Linked DNA regions of Homo sapiens: region 1 is linked to region 2. The links are chromatin loops, found by intact Hi-C in ENCODE. Cell type or tissue: heart left ventricle. All regions are shown on one strand. Links, peaks and the distances in the headings refer to the core of each region. The heading gives the core; the rest is flanking DNA.

Region 1 (9,112 bases), core at 487-8,486, 56 kb after region 2:
GTCTGTCTCTCCAACCTTCATTCTCATTCCCTTCATGCTTCCCCCTCAGGGGCCTTTGTACTTGCCCTTTTATCAAGGAAGCCTTTCTGCCAGAAATCCATGTGGCTCAATTAATTCTTCTTTCCTTTGACACCATCAGGAAAGACCCTCCTTGGTCACCTTTCTTCTTCCTGGCCCTCTTTATCTCCTTATTCTGCTTTATTTTCCTTCCTAACACTTAGTATTGCTGGACATATCATGTTCTTATTTGCTTGCTTTTTAAAACCTATCTTTCACAATTAGAATCAGAATAGGGACTGTTTTCTTCACTGCTGTACCTATAGTGCCTAGAGGAGCATGTGTGGCACTTAGATGTCCAATAACTGTTTATTGAGTTGTATGAATATATAGTAAATATCCATCCAAACTGGACCATTCAGGTTCCCCTGCCTTTGCCCATGCATTCTTTCTGTCATGTCAGAAAGTCTTTATATATTAAATGGGCATTTTACTGTTGCTTCCTCTGTAAAGCCTTTCTTGGTTCTTCAAAGATAATGCTGGAAGCGGTGTACACACCTGTAATCCCAGCTACTCAGGAGGCTGAGATGGGAGGATTACTTGAGCAACCCTCAAGTAGCTGGGATTACAGGTGAGCTCGAGGCTGCAGTGAGCTACTATCCTGCCACTGCACTCCAACCTGGGTGTGACAGAGTGAGACCCCATCTCTCTCTCTAAAAAAAAGAAGATGATACTGCTAAACGCGTTAAACTCAGAATACAAAATCACCTGCTACTGTCATCTCCCATCTACACCTGTACTATGGAGGTGCACATCTCTGTATAATGCATTATAAAAATCGCAGCCTTGAACTGGTAAGCCAAATGTCAAGTTACCCTCTTGTTGAATGAAAAAAAAAGAAAGAAAAAAAAGAAAAAAACAAACCAAAGCAAAACTTGCCAGTAGAGTCACCTCTTGTTTCACAGATAGCCTCTTTGACATCCAGCATTATAAAGAATGGTTAGATATGAGTTCTGCCCAAATTCACTTGTTTTTTTCTAATTATGCCTGAAATATATTATTTTATTTGGGAAAAAACCCGAGGAGGCAATATAGATAAGCCAAAAATAAAAAAGTTTTATTATTTTAAAAAATTTTATGGGGTCTTGCTATGTTCCAGGCTGGTCTTGAACAACTGGCCTCAAACAATTCTCCTGCCTTGGGCCTCCCAAAGTGCTAGGATTACAGGTGTGAGCCACCATGCCTGGCTGAAAGTCTTATTCTTAAAACCATATTTTAGAAATTGTCACTGTTAACATTTGGAATATATGTTCTTTCAGACTTTAAAATATATAAAATAAAAGGCCGGGCACAGTGGCTCATGCCTGTAATCCCAGCACTTTGGGAGGCCGAGGCAAGTGGATCACCTGAGATCAGGAGTTCGAGACCAACCTGACCAACATGGCGAAACCCCATCTCTCTATTAAAAATACAAAAATTAGCCAGGCACGGTGGTGGGTGCCTGTAATCCCACCTACTCGGGGGCTGAGACATGAGAATAGCTTGAACCCGGAAGGCAGAGGTTGCTGTGAGCCGAGATTGCGCTATTGCACTCCAGCCTGGGAAACAGAGCAAGACTCTGTCTCAAAAAACAAAGAAACAAATATATAAAATATAATATAGCTATATATTACATACATTAATAATAAGTATCACATATTTGCAAAATTGGATTGCACTGTGCATTGAATTTTGTAGATCTACAACATATTTTTAAATGACCACAAATTATTCTAGCATATTGATATATTTATATTTACTTAATAAATTCTGTATTTTGGGACGTTTAGGGCAGCTAGAGGTATTATTGTAGATATTGCTGAGATGAATGTCCCTCTAACACTCATCTATTTTCTTATGAGAAATTCCTAATACAGAATGTTAATCAAAGGGCTTGATTATTTTTAAGACTGATATATGTCATCAAACTGCCCTGTGGGGTGACTGTCCCAGATGACACTCATTTTGATGGAATTTTTTTATTGTGGTAGAATATATATAAGATAAAATTTACTATTCTAACCATTTTAAAATTCAGTGGTATTAAGTACATTCACATTGTTGTGCAATCATCATCAGTATCTATCTACAGAACTTTTCCATCATTCTAAATTGAGACTCTGTACCCATTAAGCAATAACTCTCTGTTCTCCCCTCCCTTCAGTCCCTGGTAACCACTATTTGACTTTCTGTCTCTATGAATTTGCCTGTTCTAGGTATCTTATATAAGTGGAATCATACCAATTTGTCTTTTTTTTTTTTAGGCTGGGTGCAGTGGCTCATGCCTGTAATCCCAGCGCTTTGGGAGGCTGAGGTAGGCAGATCACGAGGTCAGGAGTTTGAGACCAGCCTGGCCAACATGTTGAAACCCCATCTCCACTAAAAATACAAAAAATTAGCTGGGTGTGGTGGTGGGTGCCTGTAATCCCAGCTACTCGGGAGGCTGAGGCAGGAGAATCACTTGAACCCGGGAAGTGGAGGTTGCAGTGAGCCAAGACCTTGCCACTGCACTCCAGCCTGGCAACAGAGTGAGATTCCATCTCAAAAAAAAAAAAAAAATTGTCTTTTTGTGTCTGGCTTATTTCACTGGGCCTAATATCCTTAAGGTTCATCCATGTTGTAGTATCTGAATTTCCTTCCTTTTTAAGGCTAATATTCTATTGTATGTATATACCACATTTGTTTAGCCGTTCACCTGTCAATGGACATTTGGATTATTTCCACCTCTTGGCTATTGTGAATAATGCTATCTTGAACATGGGTATACAAACATCTGCTTGAGTTCCTGCTTTCAATTCTTTTGAGTATATATACCCAGAAGTAGAATTGCTGGATACTATAGTAGTTCTATTTTTAATTTTTCAAGGAACTGCCATACTGTTTTCCAGAGTGGTTGCACCATTTTACAATCTCACCAGCAGCATACAAGAGTTCTAACTTTTCCACATGCTCACTAACACTTGTTGTTTTCTGTGGGTTTTTTTTTTAAATAGCCATCCTAGTGGGTGTAAAAAGGTATCTAATTGTGGTTATGATTCACATTTCCCTAATGATTAGTGATGCTAGCATCTTTTTGTGTGATTTTTAAAGAATTATTTTAAATATTTGCCAACCTGATACTGTCCACGTTTCAGTTTGGTTCAGTTCAGTTCACTGCAATTTAGTTCACATGTATTTTCACCAACAGAGTTGTCATTCTTCTCAAAGAACACCTGGGGAGGCCAAGTTAGAGGATTGCTTGAGCCGAGGAGTTTGAGACCAGCCTGGGCAACATAGACGTGGGCAACATAGACTCATCTCTACCAAAAATTTAAAAATTAGCTGGGCCTGGTGGCATGTGCCTGTAGTCTCAGCTACTGGGGAGGCAGAGGTGGGAAGATCATTTGAGCCCAGGAGGTCCAGGCTGCAGTGAGCCTTACTCATGCCACTGCACTCCAGCCTGGGCAACAGAGGGAGACTCTGTCTCAAAACAAAACAAAACAAAACAAAATACCTGGAGACAACCTGAATGCCCATATGTAGGTAAATGTCACAATCAACTATTGCACATATATACCATGGAATACTAGTGGCCACTGGAAAAAAAAATGAGGCAGTTATCAATATACAGGAATGTTTTCCTCAATATATAGTTTTGTGGGTTTTGTTGTTGTTGTTTGAGACAGGGTCTCCCTCTGTCACCCAGGTTGGAGTGCAGTGGTGTGATCTTGGCTCACTGCAGCCTTGGTCTCCCGGGCTCAATCGATTCTCCCACCTCGGCTTCCCAAATAGCTGGGACCAAAGGCACACACCACCATGCCTGGCTACTTTTTTTTATTTTTTTGTAGAGCTGGGGTTTCTCCGTGTTGCCCAGGCTGGTCTTGAACTCCTGAGGTCAGGTGATCCACCTGCCTCAACGTCCCACAGTACTGGGATTACAGGCATGAACCACCACACCCAGTCTGGTGAGTTTTGACAAATATACCCACATAACCACCATCTCAATCAAGATGTAGAACATTGACAGAACACTAGAAAGTTCTCTCATACCCCTTTGCAGCCAATCATCCCTCTCCTGCCTCCCACAACTACTCTGTTTTCTATCACCATAGACTAAGTTGTTTTGCCTGTTATAGAGCTGCATATAAATGGAATAATACAGTGTGTACTCTTTTATGTTTGACTTATTTTCTCAATTCAGTATCTACGAGATTCATCCACATTGTATGCATCAGTAGCTTGTTCTGTTTTTTAATTGATGAGTAGTATTCCATTGAGTTGATACACTACATTTTGTTTGTCCACTTACCTGCTAATGAACATTTGGGTTGTATCTAGTTTCTGGCTACTTGAAATAAAACTGCTATGAACATTGGTGTACAAGTCTTTTGTGGATATATGTTTTCATTTTTCCTGAGTAAATACTTAGGAGTGGAAAGGCTGAGTCACAGGGTAGATGTAGGTTAAGATTTAGAAGAAATTGTAGGAGTTTTTTTTTTTAAACAATGTTTTGTTTTATTTTTGATAAAATAGAGATGAGGTCTCACTATGTTGCCCAGGCTGGTCTCGAACTCCTGGGCTCAAGTGATCTGCCCAGCTCGGCCTCCCAAAGTGCTAGGATTACAGGCGTGATGAACAATGTTTTTAGAGATGGCAGAGCATTGGATTAGGAACTCAGAGACCAGGGCATAAATGTGGACAAGTCACTCTTACTCCTTGGGTCTCAGTTTCCTCACTGCAGAATGAGGGGATTGGTTGAATGCTCTTAACCCTTTTCAGTGTGAAGAGTCTGTTATTCTTGGAGGTTGTAGAAATCCAAAACCTGATGTATGCCTGACTCAGGTATTAAAGGAACTGGCCCTCAAGGACCCTCACCAGCAGCTACCTGTGCTCAAGAAGTACAAGCAGTTCTCCCATATCAGGCATGTATGAGGGTAATCACAATGTTAATAACAGTTGCAGTATAAAGAGGCCTTTGCCCCATAGAACCCATACTCTTTCCACATGGCACAATGACTTTGGAGTATACTTTGCACTGAAGGAAGCCATTGCAGACCAGGTGCTTTCTCAAGGACTAGGAGTGGGAAGCAAGCAGTGAGTGACTCAGGATGAGTCAAAACAAGAGATTAAATTGAGACCCAGGATGACTTCTGTTTGGAAAGCACAGAAAATGGGCCTTGCAAGTGGTCTTCCATTAAAAATGAGGCCTGGCTGAGCGCAGTGGCTCATGCCTGTATTCCAGCACTTTGGGAGGCCAAGGCAGGAGGATTGCTTGAGGCCATGAGTTCAAAACCAGACTGGGCAACATAGCAAGACTGTCTCTACAAAAAGTAAAACATAAAAAAATTAGGTGGGCATGGTGGCACACACCTGCAGTCCCAGCTACTTGGGGGGCTGAGGTGGGAGGATCACTTGAACCTGGGAGTTTGAGCCTGCAGTGAGCTATGATTCTGCCACTGCACTCCAGCCTGGGTGACAGAGCCATACCCTATCTCTAAGAAAAAAGGGGGAAAAAAAGGCCCTGTGCTGGGACTCACAGCCTAAGCCCATATAAAAAAATCTCAATTTGACTTCTTGGCTCTTTTCAAGCACAACCCTGAATCATCTTCTCTCTCCCATCAGCAATTGATATCTCAGTAAGGATCTATTCCTCTTTACCCCTACCCATCAGAGCCAAACTGAAGCTGGAGTTCAATCGGCAGCCCCTTTTCCAATATAGAATCACTCCAAAGACAGAGATTTTATGATTTCATATTTGGATAATCATGGCTTTAGAACTGATGGCTTTTCATCTCAGACTTTTATTCTGTGTTTTGGAGTTGATAATTGTGTACATGTCTAAGTGGGCATATATTTATAGGAGTGTTTATATATGTGTTTGTGTGTATATGGTTCCATTTTCATGTGTGTTATATAATACTGAAATCAAAGTTAATTGGATACATTAGGCTACACCCCAGGCGGTTAATTGTTGCTCTTTGTCATTCAAGGTAATGAGAATGACACTCCTCTTTTCTTACTTCCTGGTAAGATTTCCCAAACTTGGAAAAACCCTGTTGAGGAGTTTGACTGAGACCCTTAGAAAATCCCAGGGATCAGGGACAGTTGACAGTGGATTCGGTTCTTTTCCCTATTCCCAAACAGAAGATCATTCTCTGAGTATCTGCCTTAATGCTTTGTCTTACCATTTTTCGTGTCTCAGCAGGGACAGATGAACCATCATTCAGAAAGATGTGTGTGCATGCGTATTTATTTATAATGACTCCTACATAATAGTTTCTGTAGGTAGAGGATGAAATAGTGTTAATTAGTACTGAAAGGTCTTTCCATTGGCTGTGACTATGATGATTAGAAAGTAGATGTAGGAGAGGAAAGCCAGTTTTGTGGTTCAGTTATCATTATGCTCATAAACATTGACTGCATTATGAAGTCCATTTCCTTTGCTGTACTTTAAGCCCAGAATAGGTAATAAAACCAAACAGACTGCAGACCTGGGTTTCAGCCCTAGCTCTCCCACCAAGTCTCTGGTTATCTTGGCCAAGGCCTGTTCTTTCTCTGGGCTTCAGTTTCTTACTGATAAACTGTAAGGTCTTTCTCCATTAGATTGTTTACCCCTATACCTTTGCAACTTGCTATCTATAGCACCTGGAAGTGTCAGGCATATATGAGTCACTCAAGATGTATTTGTGGAGTCAGTGAATGTATTATGGAGTCAAGCTAGAAGATTGCTAGGGTCCCTTACTGCTTGGATAGCCAGTGATCCTAGAGTCGTGTTTGTTCTTCTTCTTTTCCTTTTTATCATTTTTCCCCTCCGTTCCTCCTAACATCTATTGATGCAGTAAATAATACATTCACATGGTTCATAAGGTACATAGGCATATAGAGAGAGAAAGCCTCTCAGTCATCCAAATTTTTTCCCTGAAAGCAATCAATTTTGTCAATTTCTTGTGTATTCAGGAGATTTTTAAATGTACATATAAGCAAATATGTACCTATATTCTTCCTCTACCTCCTCATGTTCTACACTAATGTTAGCATACTATATGTTGCTTTGCACACTTAACTTTTTTTTTTTTTTTGAGATGGAGTCATGCTCTGTCACCCAGGCCAGAGTGCAGTGGCGCAATCTCAGCTCACTGCAACCTCTGCCTCCTGGGTTCAAGCGATTCTCCTGCCTCAGCCTCCCAAGTAGCTGGGACTACAGGCGCATACTGCCACACCTGGCTAATTTTTGTATTTTTAGTAGAGATGGGGTTTCACCATATTAGCTAGGCTGGTCTCGAACTCCTGTCCTCAGGTGATTGGCCCACCTCAGCCTCCCAAAGTGCTGGGATTGCAGGCGTGAGCCACTGCGCCTGGCCACACTTTACTTTTTGAATCCAACAAACTATCTTTGAGATCAATCCATATCAATACACAAGCGTTTTCCTTTTTAAAAATAGCTGGATAGTATTATTCAATTAAGTGGATATATTGTAATATATACTAGTGCTTCGTGGATGGATACTTATATTGTTTCTAATCTTTTTCAATTACAAATAGTGCCATAATAAATAACTTCGAGTGTAGGTCATTTTGCCCTTACATGAGCCAATCTATAGCATAAATTCCTTTTTTTTTTTTTTTTTTTGAGATGGAGTTTTGCTCTTGTCACCCAGGCTAGAATGCAGTGGCGCAATCTTGGCTCAGGGCAACCTCCACCTCCCAGGTTCAAGTGATTCTCCTGCCTCAGCCTCTGACATAGCTGGGACTACAGGCACACATCACCACAGCGGGCTAATTTTTGTATTTTTAGTAGAGATGGGGTTTCAACATGTTGGCCAGGCTGATCTCAAACTCCTGACCTCAGGAGATCCACCCACCTTGGCTTCCCAAACTGCTGGGATTACAGGCATGAGCCACCATGTCCAGCCTGTAGCATACATTCTTAGAAGTAAAATAGTTAGGTCAAAGGATATGTGAATGTATAATTTTTTAAAAATGAACTTTATTCTTTTAGAGCAGTTTTAGGTTCAGAGCAAGATTGAGTGGAAAGTAAAAAGAGTTCCCATATACCCCTGCCAACCCCATGCCCTGCCTCTCCCACTATCATCCAACATTAGCGTGGTACCTTTGACAATTGATAAATCTACATTTACACTTCGTTATCACCCAAAGTCCATAGTTTAGATTAGGGTTCACTCTTGCTGTTGTACATTTTATGAGTTTTGACAAACGTACAGTGACATGCATTCATCATTATAGAATCATGCACAATGTAGCTTTTCTTCCCTAAACATCCTCTGTGTTCTGTCTATTCACCCCATCCTCCCCACTTAGCCCCTAGCAACCACTGATCTTGTTACTGCCTCTGTAGTTTTGTATTTTCCAGAATGTCATATAATTGGAATGATGTAGTAGGTAGCCTTTTCCAGTTGGCTTTTTTCATCTAGTAATATGCATTTAAGGTTCTTCCATGTTTTTTCGTGGCTTGATAGGCCATTTCTTTTTAGCACTGAATGATATTCTGTTGTATGGATATACCATAGTATATTTATCCACTCACCTGCTGAAGGACATTTTGCATTTTGGTTGCTTCAAGTTTTGGCAATTATGAATAATGCTGCTATAAATATTTATGTACAGGTTTTTGTGTGGACATAAGTTTTTAACTCATTTACTAAGGAGCACGATTGCTGGATTGTATGCATAGAAAGACTGTGTTTAGCTTTGGAAGGAAATGCCACACTTTTATTCAAAGTAGCTGTACCATCTTGCATTCTCACAGTGAATGAGAGTTCCTGTTGTTCTACATCCTTGTCAACATTTGGTGTTGTCAAGTTTTAGATTTGGGCCATTCTAATAGGTGTATAGTGGCATCTCATTTTTGTTTTAATTTGTAATTCTCTAATTACATAACATCGAGCATCTCCCCATATGTTTATTTGCCATCTATATATCTTCTTTGGTGAGGTGTCTAGACATTCAGATTTTTGCTCATTTTTAAATTAGGTTGTTAATTTTCTTATTGTTAAGTTTTAAGAGGTTTTTTTGCATATTTTGGATAATAGTCATTTGTCAGGTACATATTTTGCAAATATTTTCTCCCACTTTGTGC
Region 2 (8,000 bases), core at 1-8,000:
GATTAAGCAACAATTGAGCAAATATTATTAGGGAGAAGTGACCTGGAGGCATGTCATAACTTTAGAAGATTTGAAAAAAAAAAAAAAAAAAAAGGAGGAAACAATTGTCGACATAAGAAACCAGGGAAGACAACTCCAAAAGTTCCCTCAAGTTGCTCACTGTCTAGCACAGGAGCAATAATGCTTGGATATGACCATAACAAATAAAGAAGAGGGCCAGGCGTGGTGGCTTATGCCTATAATCCCAGCACTTTGGAAGGCCAAGGCAGGAGGATCACTTGAGGCCAGGAGTTCAAGACCAGCCTGAGCAACATAGCAAAATCCCATCGCTACAAAAAAAAAAATTAAAAATTAGGCAGGCATGGTGGTACATACCTGTAGTCCCAGCTGCTCAGGAGGCTGAAGCAGGAAGGTCACTAGGGCCCAGGAGTTAGAGTTGGAGACTGCAGTGAGCAATGATCACACCACTGCACTCCAGCCTGGGTGACAGAGTGAGACCTGGTCTCAAAAAAAAAGAGGAGGAAGCGGGAAGCTATAGAGCTTTAGAAGTGACTTGGAGACAGAAAAAGGGAGAGTGGTTTGTGGGTCCAGCAGAAGTTATTACCTGTGTACAGAATGCGGCTGATCATTCCTGGCATCACCATGATGAACATGGGCATCAGCTTTAGATACCCACACAGGATGCAGCCACCCTTCACGTGAGACATATTCTTGGCTGAGAGGCAGCGCTGCACAATGACCTGCCAGAAAAAGCCCAGTAAGGGAGGTGTGCAGACCAGAGACCCTGTGACACCTTTGTACTTCCTAGCTTCGCCATCTTGGGTCATTGGCCTGGCACTGCTGTATCACTGGGGCGTGGCAACTTACAAACCACCTGAGCTCTCCCCTCCCTGTCCCAACCCTGCAAACCACAGACAGACAGGAGTTCCTGTAGGGCCCTGGAGAAGACTCTGTCCATCCCGCACATCCAGCTTGGGTACCTGATCTGTGCACCAGTACCACAAGGTAAGGATGGACATCCCAAAGATGAACCCAGGCCATGGGAGGTCTCCCGTGAGGGGATCTCGGAAGATGTGGAAGGAGTCGGCCCTTGGAGTGTAGCATTTTTCCTGAAAGGTGGTGTTGCCATCAGACACTATGGTTGGAATGGCTTTCATGTACTTTTCCATGAAGGCGTCATAGCCTCCCACTTCGTGAAAAGCTGGAAAACATCGGTACAGAAATGAACATTCTGAAACCTTCAACTCGTCATAGCAGCTTCTTTCCATAGATGCCTGAGAAACTGAGAGGACCCAACCCACAGACAGAGCCCTCACTGAGTGGCCTTGGGCAAATCACCTTCCCATTCTGGGCCTCAGCTTTGTCATCCATAGAATGAGATTAGTAGCCCTGCCCAGCCCCCTTGGGGGCTATTATGGGGACCAAAGCAATCACTTGTAAAAGTACTCCAACTGTAAACCTCTTTGTAAAAGGGAAGGGACTTTTATTAATCAAAGAAAGACCTTGGTTTGGGACCACATACAAAGACTCTGTTTTTTCCCTCACCCTCTGCTGTCAGCCATGGCCTTTGGAGCCTTGGACTCAGGCCTAGAGACACACAGACCTAGACACACACAGTGGCCTTTGGGACCTCAGACCCACACCTACCACTCCTGGACCCAGCATGTGGTGGGATGGACAGGGAATGGGTGAGGAATCCAGAACCTGCCACCTCTCAATTGTGTGTCCTTGAATAAGTCATTCCACTGCCTGCCTAGCTAACACCCAAGGCCTGCTGGGGAGAACCAAATGAAAGTCCTTAGAAAACAGAAGAGTGGAGAGCAAATACAAGTTTTTGCAGGATACACAGTGGGCCTTGAGCACCTAGAAATAAAATGTACTTTCTATCCTCCCATAATAAGTACCCTTACCTAGGTTCTCCAGTCTCATCTTTAAGATTTCATAGACAAGTAAAATTGCAAAAAAAAAAAAAATTAATTGGAGGGCCAACCCTGAGGAGCCAAGTTTTTAATTTTGCCAAATAGGGGCATTAAAAGGAACATTATCACCCACTATCAACAATTCATAAAAGAAAGGATATTTGACATCAAAATGTAGATAAGATATAGCCTAAGATGGAAGACGCAACATTTGACTAGATTTAGCTTGATGGATATTTAGCCTTATCCTTTTTTGTCCAGTTTCTCTGCAAACAGAACACCATGTTATCACAGGCTCACAGCACAACCACTAGCCCAGACTGGTGAGAGAGGGCAGCAGAAAATCCAGGACCAGCCCCAGCTTCAGTCTTCCAGGGATAAGGAAGCTGACCCTGCATACCCACAATGACAGCCCATCTGGGCTGGACCCTCCGTTTGGAAGGGCAGAGCATGCCTCAGCTCACTGCCTAGTCTGGCAAGCAGGTAGAGAGGCTGGACTTGCCTTCCTCTTCCTGAGGCCCTCTACCTCTGCTCCCACCTCCTCAGCCTGCCCTGGCCCCACTTACCAAACCCAGTCAGGATTAAAGACCCCACCAGCATGATCACCGTCTGCAAGGTGTCCGTGTAAATCACCGCCGCCAGGCCCCCTAAGCAGGCAAGAAGACAACACATCTGACCTCGTGTGGAGGGTGACCTGTCTACTTGCTTCCTTCCCCACTCTCCACCCTCTACTTCTGCTGGCCTTCTGAGAACATCCCCACAGTGGTTTGCCTGCCTCTCCTTCCTTCCCTCCCTTGTCCTGTTACAGTATTTTGCTATTCAGCATGTTCCCACAGCTCCACCTGTCATAGAAGTGGCGAATGTTTCTCCCTACTTGAGGGGAAAGAGTCTGGTGTGACCCTTTTGAGCCAGAAGATGGCTCAAAGGAGATGACTCCTCTGTGGTAAGAAGAAGCGTCTTCCACACACAAGGCAGGGAGGAGCAAAGAGCTGGCTGTGGAGATGGTGGGACATATGTCTACCTTTTTCTTAGTCCCCAAAGCTGTGGGGCTGCAGTCAAGCAGCAAGTTCTAAAGCTGATCCCTCCCACCCCCACCAAGGAGGCAGAGTGACCCCTCTGCAAAGGAGCCCCAATTGCTATTTATGCACCAGCTTCTTGGGTGGCCACTTGAGTCCTCTTCTGAAACCTCTGTGTGTGAGTCACTGCCTTTCTCCCTCCTTACAGGGGCTCCCAGTCCCTGACACATCAAATCCAAGGCCTCTGCCTGGCTTTCCAAACCCCAGTATACTGTGTTCAAAACACACAGTATGCTGTGACCTCATCTGAACTATCAAGCTATATGGTCCCCACAAACCCCCACGATCCTTCAGTGGCCACCCTCCTCCAGCCAAGAGCATCTGCGTGCCCACCCTGCCTCCACTCCCCTGTGCTCACTTATTTCTGCACCTGCCACTGCTCTGATTCTCCCACCTTAGCTAAGTCATCTCCACAACCCACAGGGCCCAGCTCTGCATGCACTCCTGTGAGAAGCTGCCCTGACTATCCCAGCCAACACCACAGCTTTCTGAAACCACTTGTATAACTTGGAGGGTCTATGAGTTGGTACTAAGCAAATACCTCACTCCCAAACTCTTACCTGAGTGTATCTCTCCTCAAGAAGAGAAACCACCTCTCCTACTTCCCTTTATCCTTCACTAGTGCCTGATCCCGAGCTGGGTTTGAGGTGCTGGTTTATTTGAATGGACTCACCTGTAATTGTGTAAAGGGCAGTGATTGCCAATAAGAGAAAGATGGCTAAATACAGATTCAGGCCTAAGGCCAGATTGATGAATATGGCCCCCGAGAAGATGTCTGCCTGGAAGGAGAGGAGAGGCGGAGTTAGGAGGGAGAGTGGTCAGCTGCCTACAGGGCCTGTAGTCTCTCTACTCCTGATTTTCCAAGCAAGCTTTATTCAAGATGATAATACGTATTCCATGAGAAAAAGAATTCCATGGTCAAAAAGGTCTATAAAATGCTAAACAGAATTAAGGCAGTTTCTTTGCCACACAACTTTTCTGAGCCTTTAATATATGCCATGTACAGTCATCCCCAGGGAGGGAACACGGTACATGACATCTCACAAACTCACTCAACTATTGAACTCTTTTTGCCAAGGAACAGCTATTAACACTTAGAGGTTCCTTGCAAGTCACCTGTAGACTGTTGCTCTGAGCTATTGTCCATCTTTTGCACCTCAGTGTACACAGGTTTATCAGAGCTCGTCCCCAAAAGCAAGTCTGAGTGCTGGAGAGTCCATAAGTGAGAAACCCCACCCCCACCCAGGAGCGGGGAGAAACTTAGCAAGTTTGTAATTTTAACTCCCCAACCCGGATGCAGTCCATCTTGACTCAGACACAACCAGAACATCACCAAGCACCTCTTACATAGCAGGCTTGGTACTTGCTGGTTTTATTTAGATTATTTCATGTAATTTCTGGGAGAATTGCTCCCTCCTCACTCCTGAATTCTTGATGCAGTTCTTCCATCTTCACCCTTTCTCCTCCTTCCTGTCTCTTTCAGCCTTCTCCTAATGAACCTTCTACCTGGCTGGATGGTGCAGTTGCTCATATAAACCAGCAGAGAGCACCAGGGTCACCCCAAATGCATGTTCATGTCATCTCCAAAACAATACCAGGGAGGGTAGTATTAAGGGATGATCATGGTGAGTCTTTTTTATTTATTTATTTTTTGACAGAGTCTCACTCTGTCGCCCGGGCTAGAGTGCAGTGGTGCGATCTCAACTCACTGCAACCTCTGCCTCCTGGGTTCAAGCGATTCTCCTGCCTCAGCCTCCTGAGTAGCTGGGATTACATGTGTGCACCACCACACCCAGCTAATTTTTGTATTTTTAGTAGAGACAGGATTTCACCATGTTGGTCAGGCTGGTCTCGAACTCCTGACCTCGTGATCTGCCTGCCTTGGACTCCCAAAGTGCTGGGATTACAGGCGTGAGCCACTGCGCCCAGCTGAGTCTTTTGTTTTCAAATCTCCAGGTGTGGACGAAACTGGACTTCCCTAGATGGAATGAATGCACGAACTGTTTTCACTGCACAAACCCTAACATTTCACGGCACGCAAACAGCACCCAGACGGAGCCTTGGGGATGGGCCAGCAGGGTTGGACTCTTACTTCTCACATCTCCTCTTATATCTTGCATCTCCTCTCTAGTTCCGTTTCCCAGTCCCCATCCCATTGCTGCTCCTGAGGGCCCTCCAGTGTTTAAGTTTCCCACCATACCTGCCTGTCCCTCCTATGAGAATCTCCTATTCCCTCCCTCCATCAGTTAGCAAAGAGCACATCTAATACCAACTCCATGCTTCTGAGCTAACACGTGAGCCCTGGAGGGTGATTCGACCTCCTTCCCGAAGGTGGGCCTTTTGAGGACCTGATGCCATAGTTCCCCTCTGCCCAGATCTCCCCTGAAGATTCTCTCACCCAGGGGACCCAATGTCACCATCTTCCCTGGTGAAGGAGGGGAGGCAGAGCCAGGAGGTGGGAGGAGAGATGGTGAGTTAGAAAGAAACTCCTCTCTCCCTGGAGTTAGCAGTCAGAAGAACCAGCATTTTAGCCCCAGTGCCGCCACTCTAGGCCTGCAAACCTTTGGGCAAAACATTTCCCCTCTCTAATTCTCAGTGTCCTCGTGTTTATGCAGGAAGTCCTGGCTCCAGGGACTTGTGATTCTCAGTGGTTGGAAGTGGGAAAGGTCTGCAGTGAGGAAAGCATTCTTCTCCCGGGTTCTGGACCGCTTCCATTCTGCCTTGCCCTCTGCAGTAGCCCAAGAGGAGGAAGGCGCCTCTGCTGTGCATAAGTCTTGCCAAAAGTGAAATGGCCACTTCTTCCTGACTCTGCACACTGGGCCATTTGAAATTGTAATGAATATTTATAATGCTGGTCCCTCTCCTCTCATGCCTCTACACAGTCACATAAAGTTACTTAAATTCAAGGGGCCCCATTCACTGATTGCAGTGAAATTCTGTTAAATGCACACACGTTTGATTTGGTGGATTAGCTAATAAGTGTAAATAAGATAGGAAAAGATTACAAAGCTGACACTGCCTTTAAACTGCCCTTGGTTGATTTTCCAGAGTAGTTAATTTTTAATGCTTTATGACAACATGCCATCGTAGACTGTGATACCCTCATTAATATGTGCCTTGCTGTCATTAGTCACAAAGAGGCAACACATAAGTTATAAGATAATGCTATAAATGACCTCTATAAAGACTTCTGAAAAGTGTTGGGCTAATAAAAGTCTTGTTTTTATGATATTCTATTTCCTTCTAACAGTACAGATAAAGGATTCTAAGGAAACCTCCCTGGTGAATTGAAGAAACCTAGGACAAATTCTTCCTCGCATGAGTCATTCTAACTTCAGAGATGAATTCTGCCTTGGCATGCCAAAGGCCAGGCTGGGAATACCTTAGCTAAGCTTATGTAGCTGACTCCAGCTGAGCAAGGCCACTCTAGTCTGGGTGCTCTGACATTAGTCTTTGGTCCTTCCTAGCTGCCAAACAAACCCACTAGGGTTGTTTTTTTTTGTTTGTTTGTTTGTTTGTTTTCTTTTCTTCATGTTCAGAGAGTTTTACAGTTTACCAAGGACATTTAGGCACATGCGTTATTTTGATCCTCAAAACAACATTGAAAAGTAAGGGACCTCCTTTCTGCTTTCTGGAATATTTTCTACAGAGAGCAAGGTCTTTTTTTTTTTTTTTTTTTTTTTTTTTTTTGGAGACAGAGTCTTGCTCTTTCGCCAGGCTGGAGTGCAGTGGCACAATCTCGGCTCACTGCAACCTCCATCTCCCAGGTTCAAGTGATTCCCCTGCCTCAGCCTCCTGAGTAGCTAGGACTACAGTTGCGTGCCACCATGCCTGGCTAATTTTTTTTGTATTTTAGTAGAGACAGGGTTTCACCCTGTTGGCCAGAATGGTCTCAATCTCCTGATCTTGTGATCCACCCACCTCAGCCTCCCAAACTACTGGGATTACAGGCCTGAGCCACCATGCTCAGCCAGCAAGGTCTTTTTTAGCAACAAAGAAAAAGTTTTTAATTTACTTTTAAAATAAAATCTCAAATAAAATAATGTATGTGTGGGGGGTTAAAATAAACACCACAGGCCAGGCACAGTGGCTTATGCCTGTAATCCCAGCACTTTGGGAGGCTGAGGCAAGCAGATCACTTGAGGTCAGGAGTTTGAGACACCAGCCTGGCCAACATGGTAAAACCCTGTCTCTACTAAAAATACAAAAATTAGCCAGGTGTGGTGGCGCATGCCTGTAATCTCAGCTAACTGGGAGGCCGAGGCAGGAGAATTGCTTGAACCTGGGAGGCAGAGGTTGCAGTGAGCCGAGATTGTGCCACTGTACTCCAGCCTGGGTGATAGAGTTTTGCTCAAAAAAAAAGAAAAACAAATAAAAATTGAATAAATAAATAACCGCAGAAGTTACACACTGAAAAGTAAAAGTAGCCCAGAAGTGACCACTGTCAAGAGATTTTTGTCCACCAGAGGATTTTTAAATGGCTTTCTAAAAATTATATGTCAACAGTTATGTTCTGCAGCCCCTAAAAATAATAATTATGAAAACTGAAACTGGAACATTTACAATTTGATGGTAGGGGTGGGGAGAAGACAACAAAATGATGCGCATATTCTAATTGCAACTTTGTGAAAGAATACACACAATTTGAGCAAGGCCAAAATATGAAAATATTGGTATTGGAGTTAAAGTGTGCATCTCCCACCCCAAGATTTTTAAATGCCAATGTTACATTTTTCCTACAGTTTCAAAAGTGCAGGAAGCAGAAATTTTAAAACAGAATATATTCTTTATGGCTATACGGGTACCCATATATATATGTAGTAAAAATATAAAAACATAGTCTAGAAGAATCCACACCAAGTTCAAGACAGCATTCACCTTTTAGGAAAGAGGAAAATGAGACCAAGAAAAGGGTATAAATAGGTCTTCGGCTATATCTGTAATGTTTTATTTCTTTTCTACAAATAATATATTGTTAAGATCTATAAAATCTGAGTGGTGAATA

The links. A loop is a pair of places that touch in the nucleus more often than their neighbours do. Peaks named below come from ENCODE experiments on the same cell type or tissue, not always from the same donor. Only the 100,000 strongest peaks of a DNase experiment are listed, where the experiment ranks them.
Region 1: a loop joins it to region 2, with 4 times the contacts of the local background. A loop is called at or near these places in 3 of 110 quality-filtered maps.

Annotation. Positions count from the first base shown.
Region 1 is chr22:32,020,963-32,030,074 of GRCh38, reverse strand. The region is part of intron 4 of LINC02558 (long intergenic non-protein coding RNA 2558); the gene reads right to left. Among named protein-coding and RNA genes, the nearest start is that of SLC5A1, 18 kb to the left of the region's middle. In heart left ventricle, for the core only: no CTCF peak of the experiment used is centred there; no DNase peak of the experiment used is centred there.
Region 2 is chr22:32,077,640-32,085,639 of GRCh38, reverse strand. SLC5A1 (solute carrier family 5 member 1) reads right to left here. Exons shown (of 15, transcript NM_000343.4): 6 at 3,669-3,774; 7 at 2,486-2,566; 8 at 981-1,201; 9 at 605-740. Among named protein-coding and RNA genes, the nearest start is that of SLC5A1, 38 kb to the right of the region's middle. In heart left ventricle, for the core only: a CTCF peak has its summit at 4,528 (motif pointing right); no DNase peak of the experiment used is centred there; H3K27ac peaks cover 249 bases.